Regions from separate parts of the Homo sapiens genome. Here regions 2 and 3 are each linked to region 1. Evidence: chromatin loops called from intact Hi-C (ENCODE). Cell type or tissue: HCT116. All regions are shown on one strand.

Region 1 (8,000 bases):
TCCCCCATGATGGGTTCCATCACTGGTTCTCCAATTTCAACAGCAGAAAATCAACTAGCTTCTACAACAAGCCCTCCCAGGAGGCAATCCCATACTATCTGCTGTTGAATCAACCTCAGGTACTTGTTGAAGAACAGCTTGCTATGCCCCACCTCATGTTCCCAGTTTGCCTGAAATTTTACGTTCTAAGATTTGTGTTTGACAGATGTTCCTTTAGGGCAGTGTTACCAAAACATTAGGCATCTGTTTACCACATTCACCATTTTTAGTATAACACATAGTATCTGCAATTAAACTTAAATTAATATAAAATGAAACCATTACCTCATAGGCTTCATGTCCTACTTGTATTTTTCAAATACATGCAAAAACCAAACAGTCGTAAAAGTTTGTTTCTACATGACTTAAAATTATCTTGCATACTGTGGGAGACAGTACCTATCAATATTCCTTCAATATCGTATCATCAATATTCATTCCTGGGTATATGGGAGACTATACTTTCCAGCTCCTTGGCAGTCATGTGAATTCACTTGACTAATTCTAGCCAAGGAAATATGAGCAGAAGTGATATGTATCACATCTGGGCTGAGGCAGTGAAATATTCCTAAGAAATCATTTGGTCTTTCTGAAGCCCTTTCTGTGGCAAAAGAGGAGAACTTACCTTGAAATGGTGGCAGGATGAAATTGAATCATCTTACATTACTGAATCACCACTGGAGACAGCTACCCTAGAAAGTTACTCAGACTCACAAGAGACTTTGTATGAATGGGAGGAAACATGTTATGTTAAGCTACTTAGTTTATTTGTTACCACAGCAGAGCGTAGCCTCTCCTGACTAAATGCACACACTGTACCTACTGTGCTTCAGGGAACATGCTTTTGGACAAACTTAGAGCATTAACAAGTTGCTGATGGGGTATTACGGTGTATTCCATTCTATGTGCCACTAAAACTTACTTCAGCAGAAGTTATTCATACAGACAGGCAGAGATGTGGATACTTGAGGGCCAAGTAAGAGGTAAAGTAATTCCCTGTGCCACTTGTAGAATGGGGTGGAATATGCCTTTAGCTTTTCCAGTTGAACATTTACACAAAAATGATGACATATACATTATTTATAGGTGGACAACATTACACAGTACTACATCTGAAGAACATTATGATTAAAAGCATTAAAAAAAACCAAACTATCAAAATAGCAATAATAATTACCCTTTTTATAACTAAACACAGAAATACATAAATTTTATAAATATATAAGGGCTTAAAATACTTAGATAACATAACTTCTCTGTGGTAGTTATGGCATTTCAGCTTCACTAATCTCTCTTCTATTCCTGCTAGCCCTGCTATCCCAATGACCTCCAGTCTGGAGCACCTCAAATGTCCCACCAATAAGACCTGCTGTTGCTGCTGCTGCCGCCATTGCTGCTTCCGGGTTTTACAGTTCAGGACTGCTAATGCTTTTATTGGTCATTCTATTCAGATGCCTTATATCACAGAATTTGTAAAGGATCTAGAGTCTGGATTGACTGTTTCCCACATTCAGTGATTCAGGCAGATAAGGACAGATAACTACATCACTCCTGATTTGTATGCTGCTAAGCGTAGTCCCGGAGAATGGCATTCCATCAATTAGTACCATATACGATCCAATCATTCACCAATCATTCACCCGCCTGAAAGAGGTTTGGCTAATGTTATTTTGATGTTATCATTTGGATGGCTGACAATCCAATAAGTTGGCCTAGTATTTTTCCATTTTTGACCAGCTATTCTAAAAAGCAAAAAAGACTCATAAAATTTTAATGAAATTGCTCTCATAAAATTTTAAAATTCTTTGTTTCCAAATTATACTAGGTTTATTCTCATTTTCTTTTAGGTCTTTAATAATAAAGAAAAGCAGAATAAGCATTTGGAGCCAATATAAGCTTTAATGAACTTTAATCAAAGAGCAGTCATGATTTGCATGCCTTTTCATGGCAAAATGAAATGATTAATTCTGAAAATTCTATAATATACAGGCCCTGGGAGGTTTTCCTATACTCTTCCTTATAGGTTATAGAGAATTCCTTAAAGAGACAGAACTCCAATCAGTTGCTTTAAAAAATCTAACATTCTATTAAAAAAAAAAATCTGACATTCTGAAAAAACACTTCTATAATATGTTATAATTGATGGGTTTCTATGTCTTTTGTTATACATATTTGTGAGTTACTGGTGGCACCAGTGGTGAATTGGTTATAATATGTTACTATTAATCTCAATATCTAGCACTATACTCCAAACTGATTCCACTTTAAAATGAATAAAAATAATGATTACTGTTAACTTTTTGTTTTCTATATGCTAGGCAGCATGCAAGGCATATTCATATAAAATCCAATTAAACCTAGAAAATCACTCGATGCAATAGGTACCATTTTTATTGTCACTTACACAAAACAGAATGTAGGACACAGATGTCAGTAACTTAGTTAGTTGGTTAACTGCTTAGTTAGTAACTTGCCTGAAGAGAAACACCAGTAAGCAGCATAATCGCCATTTTAAACCCAGACACCAGGGTCCATGTTCCAAACATTCCAATTTTTTTAAGAGAATATGATTTAGGAAAGACTTCATAATAGTTATCCAAATACTATACTAGCAGGAACCTATCTTTAATAAATGTTAATAATGAACTATATATAGTTTTAAAATAAAAACCTTTCAAAGCAGTTGGTGCTTCAAAAATCAGTGTCTGTGATTGAACTCGGCAAATAAAGTCCTATATTCCAGGTTGTGTCAGATGGCAGAACATACTCTCTGAGATTTCCAGCTGCACACATATTAGTGATTTGGTTAGTTAATTGAATACCGACCCTTGTAGGCTGTTGGGTTTTGGCTAGTCTTTTAGGCTCGGCAAACACGAATAACAGGATGGCTAAATAACGTAGGCAAAATTATTGAAGAACAAATTCCTAAGGGAACTAAGAAATGTTTTAAGAAAAATTGTCAGCTAATAATGGTTATTCTTATTTCTGGAAATATATATACATAGATAAATACGTAAAGAAATGCACAGAGAGAAAGACAGATATTTCTGGTTATGGTCACAAAAGAAGAAAGAAGTTTCCAAGAAAGGGTTTAAGGGTAATAAATCATTTACACATAGTTACTGATGTTTAGATTATTTTGTCCAAAAGATTCCAACATTTTCAAACAATGTTACCACTAATGTACCTAAACTAAAGACAACATTTTATACTCTGTCCACTTAAGAAATTGACTCACTATGAAACCAATAATAAATGCCATAAACTTCAGTAAAGAAGTTATCCACTGATTTCTTTAATCTTATTCTAGACTTTAATACTGCCCATATTTTTTTTTCTTCCTGGCAATAAGTGATCTAATTGTTTGACAAGCAGTTTCTGAGTTGTATACCTGAAAAAAAAAAAAAAAAAGGATGGAGGGAGGCAGAAAAAAAGAGGAGAAAGAAGAAAGGGAGGGAGGAATGTAAATCATAATTCAGGGTAATATATTTTTAATTTTCCTCTTTTCTTTCCAAGTCTTGAGTCCTCTTTCACATGCTCTGTAATCTCCATTATTTTTCAACTGCCCCTGTTAATGCCATAACCAAACCAGTTGGTATTGTGTGATTTATTCAATAAATATTTATTGAGTTTGTATTATTTGCAAGGCAATCTACACGGGCGTAAGATAACTTAGATACCAAACAGTCTCTTCTTGTTAATTATTTGGAGCACTTCTTTAGTTGTTCAGATTCTCTTGATAGAGGATGAAGTTTCAATTGTTAGCATAAAGTGAAGAAAACAATTATATTCCATCACAAAAGAAGAGGAAGGATTTAGATAAAACCAATGCAATTATCCATTAGTCAGTTGTCAAGAAACTGAGCAAAATGGCCTAATATTGTGTAATATTTTATAGTATTTTCAACTGTCAGACAATTGGCAGAGAGATGTAAAATTTTACACATCACATAAAACTGACAAACTCAATGAATATACCTGTTTTACATTAAAATAAAGAGAAACATACATTAACTTTAAATTTGTGAAGAATATGACTGAAAATAGGAATATTCAAAATAAATTATATTTTGGCTTTGAAAGTGAATTTTATAGTTCAAAGGAATCACAATGAACATGGAGAAAACCTGGCAGAAGGCTTTTGAAGCCTCTTCTCCCCACCCTCCACCACCCCATAAGTACTGCCTCTTCTTAACATCATTCCAAATAGCCATCCATGGAAGAGACAATACATGGAAAAAAGAATGTGATGTTGGTGAGATCCCAAAGATGGAATAAGAAATCTAAAATTGTTATTTTTGCCACCTTTTATTCAGCTTTACTATAATGTATACAAATGATTTGGCAAATCATTTTGTACACGAACCAGATGATTATTGTATATGAGCCAGATTTTACATAAGGAAGGATTTCAGGTGCAGTGCCTTTTTATTTGAATCTGTTGTTTTATTATTGGGTTTATTTTTGATGGGCGGTATAAGTGGTTATTTTGCATTACTAGGTAGTTCTGGCTTTTCATGTTCCAGTGCATAACACTAGCACCATGTGGAGGCCAGGACTGGTACTACATGTTTTCAGTTGTCAAGGAAATATAGTTACAAACCTATTTGTGCTCACAATTTGTTTCTTAAAACAAAAATAAGAATTTGCTTTATTAAATGATAATGTGACACTTTATGTTCTGAAAATAGCTAGTTTTCAAGAATGGGTCTTGCTAGTTAAGGGGGAAAATTTTTAAGTGTTAACAGTAAGAATTCTGTTCAGGAAATACTGCTTAATAAATGGCTCAGACTGTTTAAAAGATGACCATAAATATACCAGAAACAAAGGTGATAGACAAATATGTTTTGTGAAAATGTGTTGATTAAAATCTAGCAAACTCAGTTAAATTTTATAATTTAGAAAACTCTAAATTAAATCAGTCCTGATTTTTAACTATCATGTCTCATACTTAAAGCATCTTTACTGTTACTGTTACGATGAGACAATGATATAATTCCTGCAGGTCCTCTTTGTATAATCACATGTTTATAGTAAGCAATAAATAATGCAAAAATATGAACAAAAAATATAAACTGCTGTAACCTCTAACCTCATTCCTCTTGATTGCCAAAAACTAAAAACAAAATAAAACAACATCTTTCCCTTGAGATCTAAATAGAAAAAATATTTTCAACCTAGAATTTCACTTTGTATTATATAGGACTAAGAAATTATCATGTTTCCAAAGAGAAATTAGTGTATGCATGTAGAGCTATGCCTAAAATTAATTCCAGGAGAATTTCAATGCATTGTTTAATGATCTCAAGGTAGATCACTAATCATTGTTGAGAAAAGTTATAAAAATGGAATTTCAATTAAAACTCTACTGTAAGAAATTTTAATAACTAAGTAAGAAAAGCGAACTAGTATATCATGTTTGTACAATAAAATTGATAAGAGTTATGCAGGGCTAAAATGCAAGAAACAATAATATGTTTTACAAATAAGGGTGAAAATCAAGTTAAAGATTTCCTGAGTGATACAAGTTTTAAATAAGAGTCTACCTTGCCAGTTATTTTCAATGAAGTAAGCTTTACAGTATTAAAATCATGACATATTATTTATTTCCAATGACAGGATAAAAATTTATGGAAATTCATTTAAATTCCCAGAATGCGCTATTTCCTACAGTTTTTCAACTATAACGATATTAACATTGACATTTGATGAAAATCATTCAAGTATAAATTTCCCCATTCTGAATAAGCAATCAAGTTAGTTAAATATTCCTTCTAGAATTTTTCATTTTTTTTCCATTATTCAGTATACAATTTCTTCATATCTTTCCCACATAATCAAATGATTCCTCTTTATTGAATAATTCCCAAACAGCATAGAAAAAATGTAGTTTCCCATCATAAAAATAAATCTCCCCCTAATCTCACTTATCCTCCAGTGAAAGATTCATTTCTGGTTCCAACTTATAGTTAATTTCTTCAAAATACTGTCTATACTCTGTCTTCATTTGTTCACCTCTCATTTTCTCCTGAATCTACTCTATCATTTAGAATTTTGTTTGGTTGCAGGTGGTAGAAAACCCAAACAACAGTGATTTAAATATGACAAATTTGACTTCTCCTTCTTGTAAACACAGTCCTGGGGTAAGTCCAAGGCTGGTGTGCCAGAGTAAGGATCATTACCGACATGAACACTTTCTATCTTGTAGTTGTTTTTCCATCTTCAAAAGGTAGTCTCCATCGCATAGTCCAAACTCTAGCCATCACATCCTTTTTGTGGGCAACAATAATTAAGAATTAATAAAGAAGGGTATAACTATGGCTTGAATGTCCCCTGCTATACTCATGTTGAAATTTAATTGCCATTATGACCGTATTAAAAGGTGGGACCTTTAAGAGGTTACTAGGTCCTGAAGGCTCTGCCTTTATGATGGATTAATGCTATTGTCTTGAGAGTGGGCTCCTGATGAAAGGATGAGGTCAGCCAGCTTTCTTCTCTGTCTTGCTGTCAAACATGTGCACCTCCTCACCATGGATGCCTCCCCCCATGTTATGAGGCAGCAAAAAAAACCCTCACCAGATGTGGCCTCTCAAACTCAACTTTCCTGCCTCCAGAACCATGAGCCAAATAAGCTATTATTAATTAATTAACCAGTCTGTGGTTTGCTATTATAGCAGCGAAAAAAGGACTAAGAGAGTTTTGCCTTCTGCTTTTAAAGACACTTCATAGAAGCCCCCGTGTTCCTGACCTCTAAATTTTTGAGTGCCACAGGATTTAGACCTATGACTTCATCTGTTCTCCATCCATACTCACCCAATATAGCAAATTTGCAATGTGTCAACTTGGCTAAACTGAACCACCTTTCCTAGAGTTCCCTTTTGTGTTTATTTCCAATTTGGCTGAGTCAAAAAGGAGATTCTTGGGAGAATTGAAGGGTGGAAAACAAACAACAGTCATTTTTGTAAAACACACTGGTTGCTTACACGTTGGTTTCAGTGGCAGCTTTCCGGCCTGCCACTGCTACACCTTCCAAGGAACCTCCTTCAGCGTCTCTGTCTCCTAGACCAGGCGTGTGTCTTTAACTCCATGACTAAGGGCTCCAGCTTCTGCAGGACACCCACATCACCAAAATCAGAGGCGACAAGACCTGATACTGGTTTTCGTCTGTCTTCATTGGGTTCTTATTCATTGTTCATGCATGGAGGTTTTAGCTTGTTCTTTCTCTCTTTCGTTTTGTAAGCTTCTTTTCTGACTACCCACCCTCTGTACAACAAGCTGTATTGTTAGGCAGGAACATAACTACCTTATAATGACTTATTAATCAGCTTCCAAAAATGTATAATTTGAAATCCTTATGACAAATCCATATTTATCTTCTAGGGAAACTGCTTCTTCTATTGAACCCTGACTAGTACACCCTCTAGAAATCTTATCCAAGACCATGGTTTTTCGTAACATCAAAGTGCTGAGGATCCCAAATTTATACAAATAAACTCAACCATTCAACCCTTTCCACTAAATTACAGATTTTATATCCACTTGCCTTCCAGATATCTCCACTTGCATGTTTAATAAGCATCTGTACCTTAATATGTTCTGGTTTCTAACCTGCCCTTTATTCCCTCCATCTATAAACCTACTTCCACCCTCTAAATAAATGAACACATCTAGGTCCCTTCCCACAAATGCTCTTCTGCTCCATGTCAATTAGGATAAAAATAAAATCCTTATAGTTGTCTAGGAAGTCTTTCTTGATGCGGACTCCTACTATATCTTTGACCTTATCTATCATTTTCTTTCTCCCTCACCCCATTCAAGACACATTGAGTCCCTTGATAATTCTCAACCTAGGTAAGCGTTCTCCCACTTCAGGGCCTTTGTGCATGCTGTTTTCTCTGGCTAGAAAGCTCATCCCTCAGAAATACATGTTTTACTCGTAGTAACTCTAAATTTTTATTGGA
Region 2 (8,000 bases), 290 kb before region 1:
TGAATTTTGGTATACATGGGAGCCCTGGACCTAATCCCCTGTGTATACCAACTGTATTTCTGAAAGAATAAATGCTTGTATTAAACTACACGGTTGTTGCATTTCATGCACTATAAAGTAAAATGAAGATTTGGGATTTTTTTCCAATAAACACTGCAAACATAGTCTCTAAAAACATAATTTAATTTTTATTTATCTGTGTAATAATGGGATTATTAACATTTCTAGACTTTATACAGTGCCTGGTTCAGTGCCTGGCATACTGTTTTTGAATACAAAGATGGGTGGATACCTTTGTTTCCTTTGAATAGTAAGCAACAGATTTCTAGTTACCATAACTGTCTCTCTTCTTCCTCTGACTAAAGACTGAAAATGTATCTGAAGAACAGTTTCAATTCGTTCATCAAATACTATACTAAAAGTAGGCCTATATTATAAATGAATGCAAGGTTGAAATATGATAAACAACTACCATTAATGTCATTGTCACATCATAAAGCTGCCAGAGACACACTCCATGAGCTGCTGCCAATTTTTTCTTTTAAAACATTGTAACTAATTACTTACCAATACAATAAAATTTGCCTCAGAAACAAAATGCGCCCCCAAAAGTTTATTTAACACCACACTTCGTTTAAATGGCCTTCCCAAGGTCTTATAAAAATAACAGAGAAAATAGCAATTCAGATACATTAAGCTAGAACTTGAGGCTTGCAAAAATCGTAAACATTCAACGAGTTACCCTTCTAAAAACTTTCATTTTTCATATCTCTTATCTGGATGATGAAGCTTTGAAAGGAATTTCTGGCTGCTGGTCCTAGCAACACGAGGTTGCATAAATAAACCCAACTGCTGCAAGGTAATGAAGTTAACAGACTTTTTCCTCTGTAGGAAACTTGGCTTATAAATATCCCAGGAAAGAAAACTGAATTCTTTTCTAACTTCTAAAAAAAATCCAAAAAAAACAGTGGTAGTCTGGCATTGTATGTTTACATTTAGGCTTAATATAAAAAACTTGAGTTCAGTTGGCAAAAACTTAGAAAATGCTCCCCAGACGACACTTGAGAGTTTAGCAAATATTTATTTCTTTTTCATCGAAGTTGAGCCAAATAGAGATTGTACATAATGGTACATAGCGCGTAGTGGCAGATCCACGTTGTAGTCAAAGAGACACACTGTTAATGGTCCCTGCAGCTTGCCACCAGATGCTAATAAGTCTCATGGCTTAGAATCAGTGAAAAGAAAGAATATGGCACACACTGTTATGAACCCAGCCAAGCAAATAAAAGGATACCATACAGAGAAGAACACTCCCATATAGTGCTCTAGCTTATAAGTAAGCCATTTAAACACAAGCAGAACACAATTTATAATGAAAGCCAAAATATAAAGCTATCCTTCCAAGAAAAAAAAAATAAACATACCAGCTTAAATAACACTGCTACAATCAGCTGAGTGTTTGTGGAAAATCTATTATTTATATCTGATTCAAATGCAACAGTTGTTGGCCTGAAAAATGAGTCCTTTTTTAAAATGGAACTCAGTGTGACGCTCTGCTGTAAGAAAAAGAGTATGGACTTCTTATTATAAATGTTGCATTTTCTCTTGGAATCCAAATATCTATACAATACTAAGTACTTTTCTTAATATGTTTATTAGGCTACAGGTGTCACAGGTCAATTCATTTTTTTTTTTTTTTTTTTTTTTTTTTTTTTTTTTTTTTTTTTTTGAGACGGAGTCTCGCTCTGTCGCCCAGGCCGGACTGCGGACTGCAGTGGCGCAATCTCGGCTCACTGCAAGCTCCGCTTCCCGGGTTCACGCCATTCTCCTGCCTCAGCCTCCCAAGTAGCTGGGACTACAGGCGCCCGCCACCGCGCCCGGCTAATTTTTTGTATTTTTAGTAGAGACGGGGTTTCACCTTGTTAGCCAGGATGGTCTCGATCTCCTGACCTCATGATCCACCCGCCTCGGCCTCCCAAAGTGCTGGGATTACAGGCGTGAGCCACCGCGCCCGGCCAGGTCAATTCATTTTTAAGGACAACAGCTGCTGTTTGTTTCATGCTTAACACCAACACTCAAAATGACTTATAGTATTTTACAAATTTTACAAATGTTTATAATTACTATGAAGATTTACAAAACCCTAAAACCTATAGCAAATATCGAACACTCATTACAAACATTCTAAGTATTTAACTAATTTTAGATAGAAAAAACTCTAAAATATGTATGGAATTGCCACTTACTAAACAGGCAGACTTTCTGTTCCCTTTTTTCTAGAGCTCTTATTAGTGTTTATCCTTATTTTTAATCCCTGTTTCTCCAAGTTGATAGCTTTGCTCTGAAATATTCAGTAATTCACACAAAAGAAAAAATTAGCAATATAGAATTATAGACGTGGAATCACGAAGTAAAATCTTTTTTGTTAACAAATCTGGATCTCTTGCCCAATGGGTGACGTTGTGCTGAAGGAGGAGGTGAATGGGCATTGTTTTATGTCAAAACTAAGTCTATCCACAGGTCCTCTCCTGTAACAAAGATAGAAGAGGTCTAAAGAAGCAGGAGACCGGCCCTCGATGGAGGTGCCTCTTAGAAATTAGATGAGTGGTTATGATTTTTGCTCAATGTTGCTAGAGAGCATGGTTTCTCTCCTTCTACAAGAAAGAGAAAAATGGGGAAAATTTGGTGAGATGAAGGGTGAACTCTTAATTCCTCCAAGTCTTGTAGGTATCTAAGTATGTGCCCTCCCTGAGTTCAGAGAAGATCCATCCATTTTTAATTTTTAAAGCCTGGGCATTTCTCACAACAGATTCTGAATTTGAATTAATTCTAACCTCAGACAGAACAAAAGACTGGGGATGTATTTTTGTGGTATGTTTTAGATTCTCAAGAAGGACAGAACAGCATAGATTGATTTATTTGTATTTTGATAGGGCAGTGAAGATTTATTTTATAGTATGTGAGGGGTGTGTGTGTGTGTGTGTTGGGAGAGAGAGGGAGAAACTGAGAAAATGGTGGGACATGAAACATATCCTTGGAAACTGCTTTCTCTCTCCCTTCGTCTTTCTCTCTCCCTCCCTCTTCTTTCCCATTTCTCTTCAGTACTGCCATAAACAGGCGGGAAGCAAGATTATATACATATATATGTACATATGTGTGTGTATAATTATATGTAAAATTTAGTGGTCTCACCAAATTGTGGACTTGGGCCCTCAAAGTTTTCTTATCAATTTTCTTTCAAATTAGCATTGAATAAACTTTCTTTGGGTTTGATTTATTTTCCTATAATAAATTTTAGCATTTTATGTAAAATGTTTCTTTTCTGGTTAATAGTCACTTTATTTTAATCAAACGCTCTTCAGTATATGGACTTCTTATGACTTGTGTCATAGAAAAGCTATTTTCCTCTGCCTATTGCTTCAGTTACCAAATATTTAGTTTACAAGTTACACCATTGTTATCATCATTAACTACTTGTCTGTGTTATTGCAATTAAAATGATAACTATTTATGTCTTATCTGCCTTTTTAATTTTAAAATTCAGATACAGGAGAAAATCCTGCTTTCTTTCTTGTGTGTTAATGGAAGGCAATTTTCAATAAAGTGTACTTAATTGACTTATTTGTTCAGACATAAACTTTGTAAGGCCCCTGTGATCTGTGTTTGTGGTTCTATTTCTCCAAATTGAGCAGGCTTTTACTGAATATAGTTTTTAAAAATACATTTCACTACATAGTCTTTTCAGTTATTATTTAATGGCAGTAATGACCTCCAGTGGATTCTTGGGTAAATAGCAAGTGGAATTTTCAGAGGATGTCAATTTTCAGTATATTTGCATTTCTTAGATCTTTTGAAGCATGGTGACTTATCTGAATAAACTTAAATTTTTCTTAAAATATTTATGTATTTGTTCATTTTACAATGAAATTGCAAGTGATTATGAGCACTTTAACTTAAATGTATAACCTATAAGCTAACTTTGAAAACTGAAATAAACACTGTTTAAGATTAATATCTAAATAAATGTTCATAATGGTTCTCCTGTGTAATCCACTTGCTTTCAATTTTTATTTAGGTGAAAACATCTTACAAAATTTCATATTTTAGAAAGGTAATTGCTAAATATTTAATAGAAGAAGGAAAGACTTTGATAAATAAACATTCTTAAAAATACAATTGTTTTTTATAACATTTAAGAGAGAGGTAAAAATGCTCTGAATATCTCAGTAGTTAAGTGAACTCATGAAACAATTTTCTGTCTCTTAATATAAAAGAGAGAAGAAAATTTGATATTTGAGAGCAAATCACTTTAATATTTTTTTCACAAATAAAACACGGTTGTTATAGTATATTTTAGATTTCAGCGAAGATTATTTAGAAACTTAAAATTTGGAGCTTTAATAGATTTTCAGTGCTGCAAAATCTTCATTTTTGACTTGTGAGATAAATTATCTATAAACAATACTTTCATATTAAAGTATGATACAAGGATTAACATGTTTTTTATTTCAGTTATTTGTTTCTGCAAATGAACTTGATGTATCCATGTACCTACTGATAATCTGCTTTCAAATCTTTCCTAAACAGATATCCGTCTGTAGAGAAAAAAGAAATGTGTGAGAATATAATTTTTTTTACCACAAGAGGGAAGCAAAAATCTTTTACAGTAGTTAGAATCCTAACTATAACTTCATCTGATTTGACATTCTTTCTGAGATTTGATATCTTTCTGAGAAGTTACCTTAGTTTTTATTTCCACAGTGAGTGAAAATTAAAGACTGTGTTATAAAGCAAAAATAGTGTGAATGTACTTTAATGAATATTTTACGAAGGGCACAAGCCTCAGAATGACATTTTTCCTTTCATGGGTTACAGCACTCACAACACACCTGCTACTTAACACTCATGGCTTAAACAACACTAATAAAATAATCCTTAAAGAGTACAGAAAGTTCACATGAGAATGCCAAAGTATCTTGTATTCTGCATATCTTACATTGTGATGGAAAAGAAAAATTCAGAAATATTAAAACATATTTAGTTTTATATTTACCATGATTATAAGTCTCCAATTTTTCTTCAATATTCTAATAATCTTGTCTTCCAAAAGTAAAATAATAATTTTCACAGAAAAGCAGCCAAGTACTGAAAATAACAGCTACAGTTGTTTTTTGATAAACATAATGAGAAACCATTAAGCAATGCATTTATTTAAAAAATTAGTTAATTTTATGTAAAGTTTATCCAGTCAAATGAGTATGTAGAATAATTTATTATAACACCTTCATAGTCATTCCTGTATTACAGAAATCTCTTTTAAGTAATGCAAAGAAGTTGGATGATTTATTTTTTTACTTTTTTACTTTCCAAATATAAATTCTTCAAAAGACAGTAGATAGTCTCACCCCATCAGGAGTCCAGCGTGTGCCTGGGCAGGCGGTAATGCTCAGGTTTGGAACGGAGCTTCTTTTCCTGAGGGTTGGCATACTTCCACTTGGAGGGTGACATTTTAAGCTTTTTCCTCTTTCTATCTGTGCACCATACTTTCTCGCAGTATTCTTCCACTCTCTGGAAGTTGCTATAACCGATCAGCTGCAAGAATTCCTTGTACCATGGTTTTGCTCCCTGCGAGATGCTACTCTGAGCAGGACAAGGCATCCTGTGATGCCTGTCCTCCTCATCGTCCTTGTTAAACATATCCTCGACTTTCTCCTCTTCCACTACCTCCAAGGTGATTTTACGGACCGTATGGACAAAGCTATGCTCTACTGTCTGGCAAAAATAGGTCCCAGCATCTGATTTGTGTAACCTTAGGAAGAGTAAACCAAGGTCCATCTTAACCACTCTGTCATCTGTCTTCACCTGCAAAAACAAAAAAGTAAATGGCACTGAAGTACACAGGAGAGAAAATAACAATCCATCACCCTTTCCACTACCTATCTTGAATTTTTTCATTTTCACTGTCACATAATGAAACCCTGAAAATCATACATACACAAAAATGCTAAATAATTACATCTCTCTCTCTCTCTCTGTGTGTGTGTGTGTGTGTGTGTGTGTGTATTCTGAAGATATTTACATTGGTGGTCACTTCATATCAATGACCTTGAGATCATTTTATATCAATACTGTAAAGTAAGAGGGTTTTCTCCCTAATGATTCAATTAATCATTAGAAAAAATACATTTCAATATAGCAGTCACAGTAAGAGTGAAAGGAAAATTTCTAAAATTTATTTTTTAACATTTGTTTTTCAATGGACAGAACAAATACCACTTCCCACATTCTTTCAGGAATGATTATGCCCTCCAGATGGTAGTGACCAATGTTTCTACAAGGACCTCTCTTTGGAGAACTGGGCTCCTTTCACTTTGTCGTCTTACAAAAAAATTCATCAGTTAATCAGTTCAGTGAACATCCCTTACATTTTCATAGGCTGTCCTTTACAAGAGATTAAAAAATAAACAAGTAAAATCCAGTTCCTGCTCTAAAGGATCAGACGGAATAGCAAATATTAAGTTTCAATATACCTTCAGTGCTCAAATATCTTTTGTCATGTATTTGATATAATACTCACATTATTTCTATAAATAAATAATTATAATTCAGAGTAAGAAGAGCAAGATAAGGCTTTCAACGAATAGCTCATGTTTTATCACAAATAGCTGGACTAGTAAGTAAATGATTTGACATTAGGCAGAGTTAGAGTCAAATATTGCCACCACTATTTATTGTGTGATTTAGGGCATTCATGTATGTTTCTTGCCTTAGTTTTCTTTGTAAAGTGGAGATAACTTAATAACCTGAAAAATTGTTGTGAAGATTAAAGAAAATAGGTGAGGATTTTTTGCACAGTGCTATCAATAGCTACCTCTACCTTTCTACTATACATTCATCTAACCAAAAACAATCATGTTTTCCTGTGGCCCAGGATCTTACGATAATGGTATAAAGGTGGTTCACAGTATGCTGACAGATTTCACCTTTGAGAATACAAAAATGAAAGCAATATTCTTCTTTGTCAATATAAAAGAAATGTAGAGGCAATAATTACAAACAATTTGGCAATAAAGGCTATTAATGATAAGCATGTTTTTGTCCCTGTGATAGGTCCTGGCCAGGCATGCCAGACTCAGCTCTTTCCTGCCTTGATGAGACCTGGCATAGATGAAGTTTCAATGTGATTACTCAGGTGTAGAAACTGGTATCCACAAACCACGATTTGTGGAACAGATGGCAAAATGTAGTAATATAGTAAGAAATAGGGATGTTATTTTTAAGTTATGTGGTGCCCCAAAGGCATTTTTTTCAGCCATTATAAGTAAGTTAATAACTCAGAAGCTTCAGAGTGTCCTAGTTGGGCTAATAAAAGAGTCTCCATAAGTCTTTTGCAGGTGCTTCCCTTGACTTGGTGGGACCATGTCCTGGTAGGCAGAATGCTGTAGCCATTAACTGGAGAGTGAAATCCTCCAGTGAGGAACCAAGAAGACCCTCAAAGCAAAATCATCTTCACCACATAGAAACAATCTGTTTTACTGATACATTTTTCTCAGAATATCCTTAGCAACTGTTATAGGCAACTAACTTTTAAAGGACTTTGTGTACCTCTGCTTGTTTACTCATGCCTCCAGGCCAGGCTTCTGAACAAACTTATTTTCCAGCACTAGCTTTCTCCATAACTTTACCATCTATTGCAACCTATGACCACCCCGTGCCTCACATGATACTGACTCTGAAGTAAGCCTCCAGTGTTTTAAAATTTATCGCTGCATTTGATATGGATGAAATCTGCCTCCTTAAACATCTTTTATTTTCTGTGAGGTATGTGCCATTATACTGTCCTTATTTTCCTTACTCTTTCTTGGTTTCTTCTGCAGATTTCTCATTACCTTAAGGTGCAATCCTCCATCCTTCACTGATCTTACATTTTATTTCCATCCATTTGATAGTACTTTTATTCCTTTGTTTCAGCCAGCTTCCCTAAAATGGTACATCTTACA
Region 3 (8,000 bases), 910 kb before region 1:
CATGGAGGGAATATCATTTTGTTCTTACTGAAATAGACAGTGTAGATATGAATTTGCCTTCTCTGCATACAATGCGTCTGCAAAAACTACCATCCATAGATTTCTAGAATGCCTTATCCAGCATCATGGTATTAGACACAGGATTGCTTCTGATGCAGCTGGTTTGATAGAATGGTGGAATGGCCTTTTGAAGACTCAGCTACAGCACCAGCTATGTAACAATACCTTGCAGGGCTGAGGTGAAGTTCTCCATAAAACTGTATATGTCTGAATTATCTTCCAGCATATTGTGCTGCTTCTCCTATAGCCAGGATTTATGGGTCAGGAATGAAGGATGGAAATCAGAGTGGAACCACTCAGTATTACTCCTAGTGACCCATTAGCAAAATTTTTGCTTCCTGTTCCTACCACCTTATGCTTTGCTGACCTAGAGGTCTTAGTTCCAAAGGGAGGGATGCTTCCATTAGGAGACACAACATGATTCCATTGAGCTGGAAGTTAAGACTGCTATCCAGCAACTTTGGACTCCTCATGCCTCTGAATCAACAGGAAAATAAGGGATTTACTGTGCTGGCAGGGGTGAGTGATCCTGACTACCAGTGGGAAATTGAACTGCTACTCCACAATGGAGGTAAGGAAGAGGATTCCTGGAACACAGGAGATCCCTAAGGTTGATTAAGATCAATGGAAAATGACAACAACCCAATCTAGACAGGACTGCTAACAGCCTAAGTCATTCAGGAATACAGGTTTGGGTCATCTACCAGATAAAGGACCACACGCAGCTGAGGTGTTTGCTGAAGGCCAAGGAAATACAGAATGAGTAGTGGGAGAAGATAGTTATAAATAGCAGCTCGGACCATGTGACCAGTTATGGAAATTAGGAGTATTTCCTCCTTAGCTTGTTCTGAATATGTGTGTGTGTGTGTGTGCATAGATAGATAAATGATAGATGATAGATAGATAGATAGATAGATAGATAGATAGATACATAGATTTACCATAAGAAATTGACTCATACAATTATGGAAGCTGAGACGTCTAAGATCTGCTGCCAGCAGGCTGTATACGTCCCTTTGTTTTCTTTCCTTTCCTGTTCCCTTTTCATGTAACATAACATGTATTGACTTTATATCATATAATTTGTTTATTTATTTATTTATTTATTTTGAGACAGAGTTTCACTCTTGTTGCCCAGGCTGGAGTGCAATGGTGCCATCTCAGCTCACTGAAACCTCTGTCTCCTGGGTTCAAGTGATTCTCCTGCCTCAACCTCCTGAATAGCTGGAATTACAGGCATGTGTCACCATGCCCGGCTAATTTTGTATTTTTACTAGCGATGGGGTTTCACCATGTTGGCCACGCTGATCTCAAACTCCTGACCTCAAGTGATCTGCCTGCCTCAGCCTCCCAAGTGCTGGGATTACAGGTGGGAGCCACCATGCCCAGCTATATCATAGTATTTAAGTATTGTTAATTTTACATCTCAGTACTTAAGTTATAGGATATCAAGGATAAGAGTAAACACCCCTTAAGGACTTTGCCTCCTCTTCTGGGGAAGGGGTTGGTGCATTTTCAGTTCTGTGCAGGGTAGTTTTATCACGTTAGATGTTATTTTCTTTATTTGGAGATAAAATATGTTTAAGAAGATGCATATGAGTGCCAAACTGGCGAGGAGTAGATTTGTGATGGTTAAACTTTTGTGTCAACTTGACTGGGCCAAGGGGTACCCAGAAAAATCATAATTTCTGGGTGTGTCTGTGAGGGTGTTTCTGGATGAAATTAACATTTGAACTAGTAAACTGAGTAAAGCAGATTGCCCTTCCCAATGTGGTTGGGCCTCATCCAAATCTGCTGAAAGACCTGAGTAGAATAAAAGGCTGAGTAAGAAAGAATTCTTTCTCTCTGTCTTTGAATGGGGACATTGGTCTATTTCTGTTTTCGAACTCACACGGAAACTTATGCATCAGCTGTCTTGGTCCTCAGGCCTTCAAAATCAGACAGGAACTTACATCATCTGCTCACCTGGTTTTCAGGCCTTCAAACTTGACCTGGAACTATACCATCGGCTCTCCAGAGTCTCTAGCTTGCTGACTGCAAATTTTGGACTTCTCAGCCTCCGTAATTATGTGAGCCAACTCCTATGGCAAATTTATCTATCTGGATGTCTGTGTATCTATCCATCTACCTATCTATCTATTTATCTGTCTATCAATCAATCACCTACCTATCTCCTATGGCTTCTGTTTCTCTAGAGAACCCAGACTAATACAGATTTGAAAGGAAAAAAATGGATCTTAGTATATCCAGATTTTCTAAAACATGATCCTTTATGTTGATAGAAATTGTGTGCTTTTTTTGACATAAGATGCAGAGGAATAATAGTATCAGGATATTTTTTAAAAACTGCAAACAGACCAGTTTCTGTTTCCTACAGGAACTACTTTGTAGATCCTTTTAGAACAGCCTGAGTGAGATATTGGGGGTGTTGAATGGTAGAAAGCATTGATTTGGGTTGATATCAAATATATTTTTTTAAACAGGGGAACCTTCTCTTCCATCCCACTACACTACTACACTCTGCATAAAGTCACCTTTTGTGGAGGACAAAGGTCTCTGCAAAATATTTTGAGGGAAAAGATAAGAAGGGTATATTTGTATTGGATATAGATCTTCTACCTATATATCTGTATAGGTTGAAGAAAAGAAAAGAATAAAATACTTTAAATATAGATTTTGCTGTTACAGACCGGAAATGATGAATGCAGAAAGCTGAGGATCCAAAGCTGTCAGAAAAATCTGACTTAGCCTCATTAGATATTTAAGAAATAAAACATAAATAGATCACAGCAGAAAGGCTTTCATTTCTGAGGGACTGCTAGGCACAGATTTTGTGCATCTTCTCTGTTAACTGGGTCATCATTGATTAAAGAGTTTTTCTAGTGCACTTGGCATACTCATTCAGTATTAAACTGAACTCAATTCAACTGAACTCATGGGGCTCCAGCAGAGGGCGTGATTCACAAATGCTGGAGCAGGGGACTCTAGCAGAATATGTCTAGAAAAGCAAAGATGGATCTGGAATTTCCAGACTATTTCAACCTTTTCCTTTAGCAGCGTGCTATATTCAGGTAATCAGTAATTCAAGCTAATATGAAAGAACAATGAGAAGCAGTAAGCTGTATTTTTGGAGAGATATTAATTATTGTATAAAATATTTTAAAATATTCACTGGAATGGGGTTTTAAAAATAAATTGCGTTTTTCTTTAAAATGCATGGAATGTGTCTTCTTTTATCAACATTAGCTGCCTTATTGATATTGAGTCCAGAAGCTGAGGGAAGAAAAATAAACATTTTTTAAAAATGCCAAGTTTACAGCATATCTTAGGGAAGAAAAGTGACTGTAGTGAGCAAGTATCTATAGCTTGATAAGAGTTTTTAATAATGAATTCTAAACATCAGTAAATAAAACACCATTGAATAATAATGAACTTTGCTCCTTAGGTAAGTGTCTTAAAATACATATTTTGCACTTAAAACATCCAGATGTCAAAAATATTCAGGGACTATAGGGAAACTGATTGAGATGTTTAGGAATTAACCCCCATCATCAAGACCGCTTGGCCCCTTCTGATCTCAGAACAGCTTTCATAAAAATATTCTACTGTGAGTGCATGTCAGGGGTCTTCATGTCCAAGATAGGTTGAACTTCACGATGACTAGAATAAAACATTTCCCATAAGCGCTTCCTCTCTCCCATCTCCTGACTCAAGACCCCAACATTTGGTCTTGATGTTTCTGAGGACTATGGGTTTGAGTTGTTAGTTTTAACCTATAAGTATTTGGCCTTCAGCCCTGACTCTCTCCTACTGTGCATAGGAAGGAAACCAAAAACATTCAGCTCACATTGAGCAGTAATGCTTAACATATTAAAGGCAAAGTGATACTTTTAATGGTAATTTTTGATAATGTTATTGATGGTAGCGATGATGATGATGAAGGACAACTCTAACAAATAGAAAAAAAAAAAGAACAGAAGAGAGCATAAAAAGTACCCAATAGAATGGCAATAGGCTAGATATGTTTGAACTGAGACCCTAGACCTCAATGAAAACAGAATAATTTCAATCTCAATTACATCTATCAATGTATCTAGTTCCTGGGATTTTTTTCTTCCCTGGGAGAAGACACACTTTCAAATTCCACTTTATGAGAGTACTAAACAATTGCAGAGGCAGCAGCTCTGAGCATTCCTTTGAAGTATGTACTAAAGAGGCATTTCAAGCACTGCTAAGAGTATGCTGCACCATCATTAAAAGCCAACATTAAAATTCAGAAATCAAAGGCATGTTTACACCAGGCTAAACCATTTTTTTCTTACACATTAAAAGAACATCAAGCTATCCAAAATGATTTAGTGAAAAAGTTCTTTTTTTTCTTGTTTACCCATCAACTAAGAAAGCACTGGGCCAATGTTATTCTAGTTATCTCAGCATTTTTAGCATTCTCTTTGTATAAATTTTTTAAAAGGGCAAACTTCACATATACAATATCATACTTGGTATAAGAAATAGACTATTTGAGGAAACCAAAATTATACTTAAAACATACTAGGAAGAAAATAATGGTTATTGCTCTCCAAGATAGAATGGAATATGAGGTGCACTGATTTCTAATTCCAAACTGAATCCCATTTTTCCCTATGGCCTTAAGTTTTAATTGCCATTAGATTTCTCTATCCTACTTTTTCATATTTTATAAAGAGTTCTTGTAAATGACATGCTGTGGTGGCTGTGGAAATGTCCTGCTCAGATCTTCATAAAAACCTCCTGTGGGAGGGTAGTTGATCAACAATTTCTAGCTGCTCCCCTCCTGAGCACTGAGGCCACACATCCTATAAGCTGCTCCCAGACAATGGTCAAGCACAGCAGGGTAGAACCAGTCCATGCCTGCTCAAAGTGACGCCTCCTCTAATGAACGCATTTTCTTTGAAGCGCCCTCCACCACCTTAGTGTGCCCAAGAGTTTTTCAGAACAGTTCTGCAGTCTGAAGGAGTCCTTCCTTCCCAGTCCTTCCTTTTCTTTTCATTCTTTCTTCACAGTCATGATGTTTCCATCTCGGTCTGAAGGCTCTTCCTTCAAAGGCAATACACCCGCAAATCCCTTGGACATCCAATCCTGTCCTGGTGTCTACTCAGAGGACCCAAACTGACACAGAGAGTGGTCTGAGAAAACAGGTGACAAGAAGGGGGTTGTGGGGACTGGATCATTCCCTCTCCAGTTGGCAAATAAAGTACCATACTGGACTTAGCAAGATGTCTGGCTTTTGAACAGAAATCTTCATATCACCAGCGATGAGAGAGAATTAAATATGGGCGATGATGAGAAGGGCAAGAAGATTTTTGTTCAGAAGTTCTTCCTGGTTTAGTCTTGGGAGGGTGTATGTGTCCAGGAATTTATCCATTTCTTCTAGATTTTCTAGTTTATTTCCTTGGAGGTGTTTATAGTATTCTCTGATGGTAGTTTGTATTTCTGTGGTATGTCTTGTGACTTTTTTTATGTGTGCCATGATTTAATAGATCTCATACATCAGAATTCTGATCATGAATGACTGACAGAATATTTTTCTTGGGCAGTCCTGACTTAACTAAGACTGGCTTGTGGTTAAATTAATATGTTTGGTTTTTTGAACGTTAATAGTAATTCTGATTCAGTAAATGCTATCGCTGTTTTCGTCTTCTGAAGATATGACTGGACTTTGTTAATAATGTTCAACTTTCCACAAAGACGGTGCATGCCATCTTAAAATCTATTAGAGATTGGTTTTATATTCAGATGTATATACTTGTTATATGACTATATTTAAATACTGGGGAAATCCCCCCTTTTTCTCAGAACCAAGCAAGACTCATTTGTGTTTTGTGTTATTTGCCTCCTAAAGGCTGGGCTGAAGATAAGGTGGCAAAGTCTACTTTATCTTTTTGGTTTTAACTATACCAACCTAATTAGAATTTCCTGTATCTAAAATGGTTCCTTGGCCAGGTGTGGTGGCTCATGCCTGTAGTCCTAGCAGTTTGGGAGTCCAAAGTGGGTGGATCATTTGAGGTCAGGAGTTCAAGATCAACCTGGCCAATATGGTGAAACCTCATCTCTACTAAAAACACAAAAATTAGCCAAGTGTGTTAGCACATGCCTGTAATCCCAGCTACTCAACAGGCTGAGGCAGGAGAATCGCTTGAACCCAGGAGGTGGAGGTTGCAGTGAGCCGAGATCGCACACCACTGACCTCCAGCCTGGGCAACAGAACAAGACTCTGTCTGGAAAAAAAAAAAAAGTTTCTCGTACTTATTGAAAGGCATTTTAGTGTGGTGTGTGTGTAATATCAAATAAAGAATATTTAACACTTGAAAAGGAAATACATCATCTGAAACGCAAAGCATAGATAATTTCTGAATAAGGTGGCAGCCCAATTGCTGCTGATTTCAGGAGTGATGACTTAGGAGAAGTCCCCAGGGAGAGGAATGTCCTTGGTGTGAGGATCAAGGCATTTGAAAGACACAGAGTGCACAATGCCTGTAAGGACAGCAGAACTGACTATTTACTACTAAGTTGAAGTGTTGCTTTATAGAGGTATAACGATAAATGATAAGGAAGTTGACAAATTCGTAAAGTTAGCTGTGATAGCCAGAGGCCCTTTGTGGTAGTTTAGGAAGAAGCCCTTACTCCCTGCAATGGAAGAGCTGATAGTTGCTGAGAAGCAGACCCGGGGTTTCATAGTGAGAACTACAGAGGCTCCAGAGACATTTTAACGTTCAGCAAAGACAGTACAGGTTTCCCTTAAGGTTAGGGCTGTGGTTAGGATCTCTGGAACCCTACCAGATAGAATTGGAACACCTGAGTCAACGCTGACCGGGATGGCTTTAAAACCCCTGAGGTCCTCTCATAATCCAGGAAAGTCTTTCTTGAGGACTTAGAAGCCACTCTTTTGACATGTAATTTCGAGGAAAGATAGTGCACCTATCTTTCAGTTTCTGTGTGCGAATGGGAGCCTAACTTTTATGGGCACCAATTAGCAAACATGGATGGCCTAATAATTGAGAAAAAACATTTGCAAACTCAGGATTAGCACATCCCACTGATCAACCGCCCAACCCCCACCCCATGTCCTCCAGCACTTTTCCAGTAGATCATCCCAGTTCTGAAAATTCCTCCTTCTCTTTGTTTCAATAGAGTTGACTTCAGACGACCTCTCTCTTCTGTTTTAGCAGCTTTGAATAATGTCTTCTTTGCCTTCCAGTGCAATTTTTACTTTGACCATATCCCTGAGAATTGTGGCTTTTCAGACCCCTCTGACCCTCAGAATTTGCAAAAGGGAGAAGGCTGTCCCTCCCTAGTAAGAGCTAGTACTGCTCCCCCACAGGAAAAAGCTACAGAGCAGCCTCTCCTTTGCAAGACGACAGGTGACCTTCTCAAGAGTTGCCCCTCCTGCCTATCCTGATTATAAAGCTGAAAACTGTGACTGAATTCTAGCACAATCTAACTGGAGACATGCTGGGCTGATAAGGGAGAAATGAGTTTATAAACTGAAGGAGTTTCAGGTATATGCTACAATGTACAAACAGTAGCCAAGGGATCACCCCTGGGGTTAGGTTTGAGGGTGCTTGATCACGGAAGCCAGAGTGAAAGACTGAATAAGAACAATGGACTTGGCAGCACTTTTTTTGAGACATTTTATTTTATACCCTGGTAAGGACCCCAGAATACAGAACAAACTTTCTGCTAAGAGTGGCTCTTAAAAGCCAGGAATAAGTGATGGCCCTGGCCGAGCAAAGTGGAAATGCCTGGGTTGCCTGGCAGAAGCAAAAGGCTCAGGAATGTGGGCCTGATGGAATGCATGGCATGTAGGGCCAGAAGCCCCATTAAATGTTATGCTTCATGGGAGGTCACAGGGAGTCCTTCAGCCAACAGGAATCAATTGGTGAGGGCAGCAGCATCCATAA

What was found. Peaks named below come from ENCODE experiments on the same cell type or tissue, not always from the same donor. Only the 100,000 strongest peaks of a DNase experiment are listed, where the experiment ranks them.
Region 2: a loop joins it to region 1, with 9 times the contacts of the local background. A loop is called at or near these places in 6 of 110 quality-filtered maps.
Region 3: a loop joins it to region 1, with 3 times the contacts of the local background. A loop is called at or near these places in 5 of 110 quality-filtered maps.

The regions. Positions count from the first base shown.
Region 1 is chr7:83,651,574-83,659,573 of GRCh38, forward strand. No RefSeq gene overlaps it. Among named protein-coding and RNA genes, the nearest start is that of SEMA3E, 6.4 kb to the left of the region's middle. In HCT116, a CTCF peak has its summit at 4,588; a DNase peak (open chromatin) is centred at 4,578.
Region 2 is chr7:83,362,177-83,370,176 of GRCh38, forward strand. It overlaps SEMA3E (semaphorin 3E), which reads right to left. Exons shown (of 17, transcript NM_012431.3): 17 at 1,062-5,862. The coding sequence ends at 5,410. Among named protein-coding and RNA genes, the nearest start is that of PCLO, 200 kb to the left of the region's middle. In HCT116, CTCF peaks have their summits at 3,773, 4,602 (motif pointing right) and 4,805; a DNase peak (open chromatin) is centred at 4,537.
Region 3 is chr7:82,737,432-82,745,431 of GRCh38, forward strand. No RefSeq gene overlaps it. Among named protein-coding and RNA genes, the nearest start is that of CACNA2D1, 300 kb to the left of the region's middle. In HCT116, a CTCF peak has its summit at 3,017 (motif pointing right); a DNase peak (open chromatin) is centred at 3,020.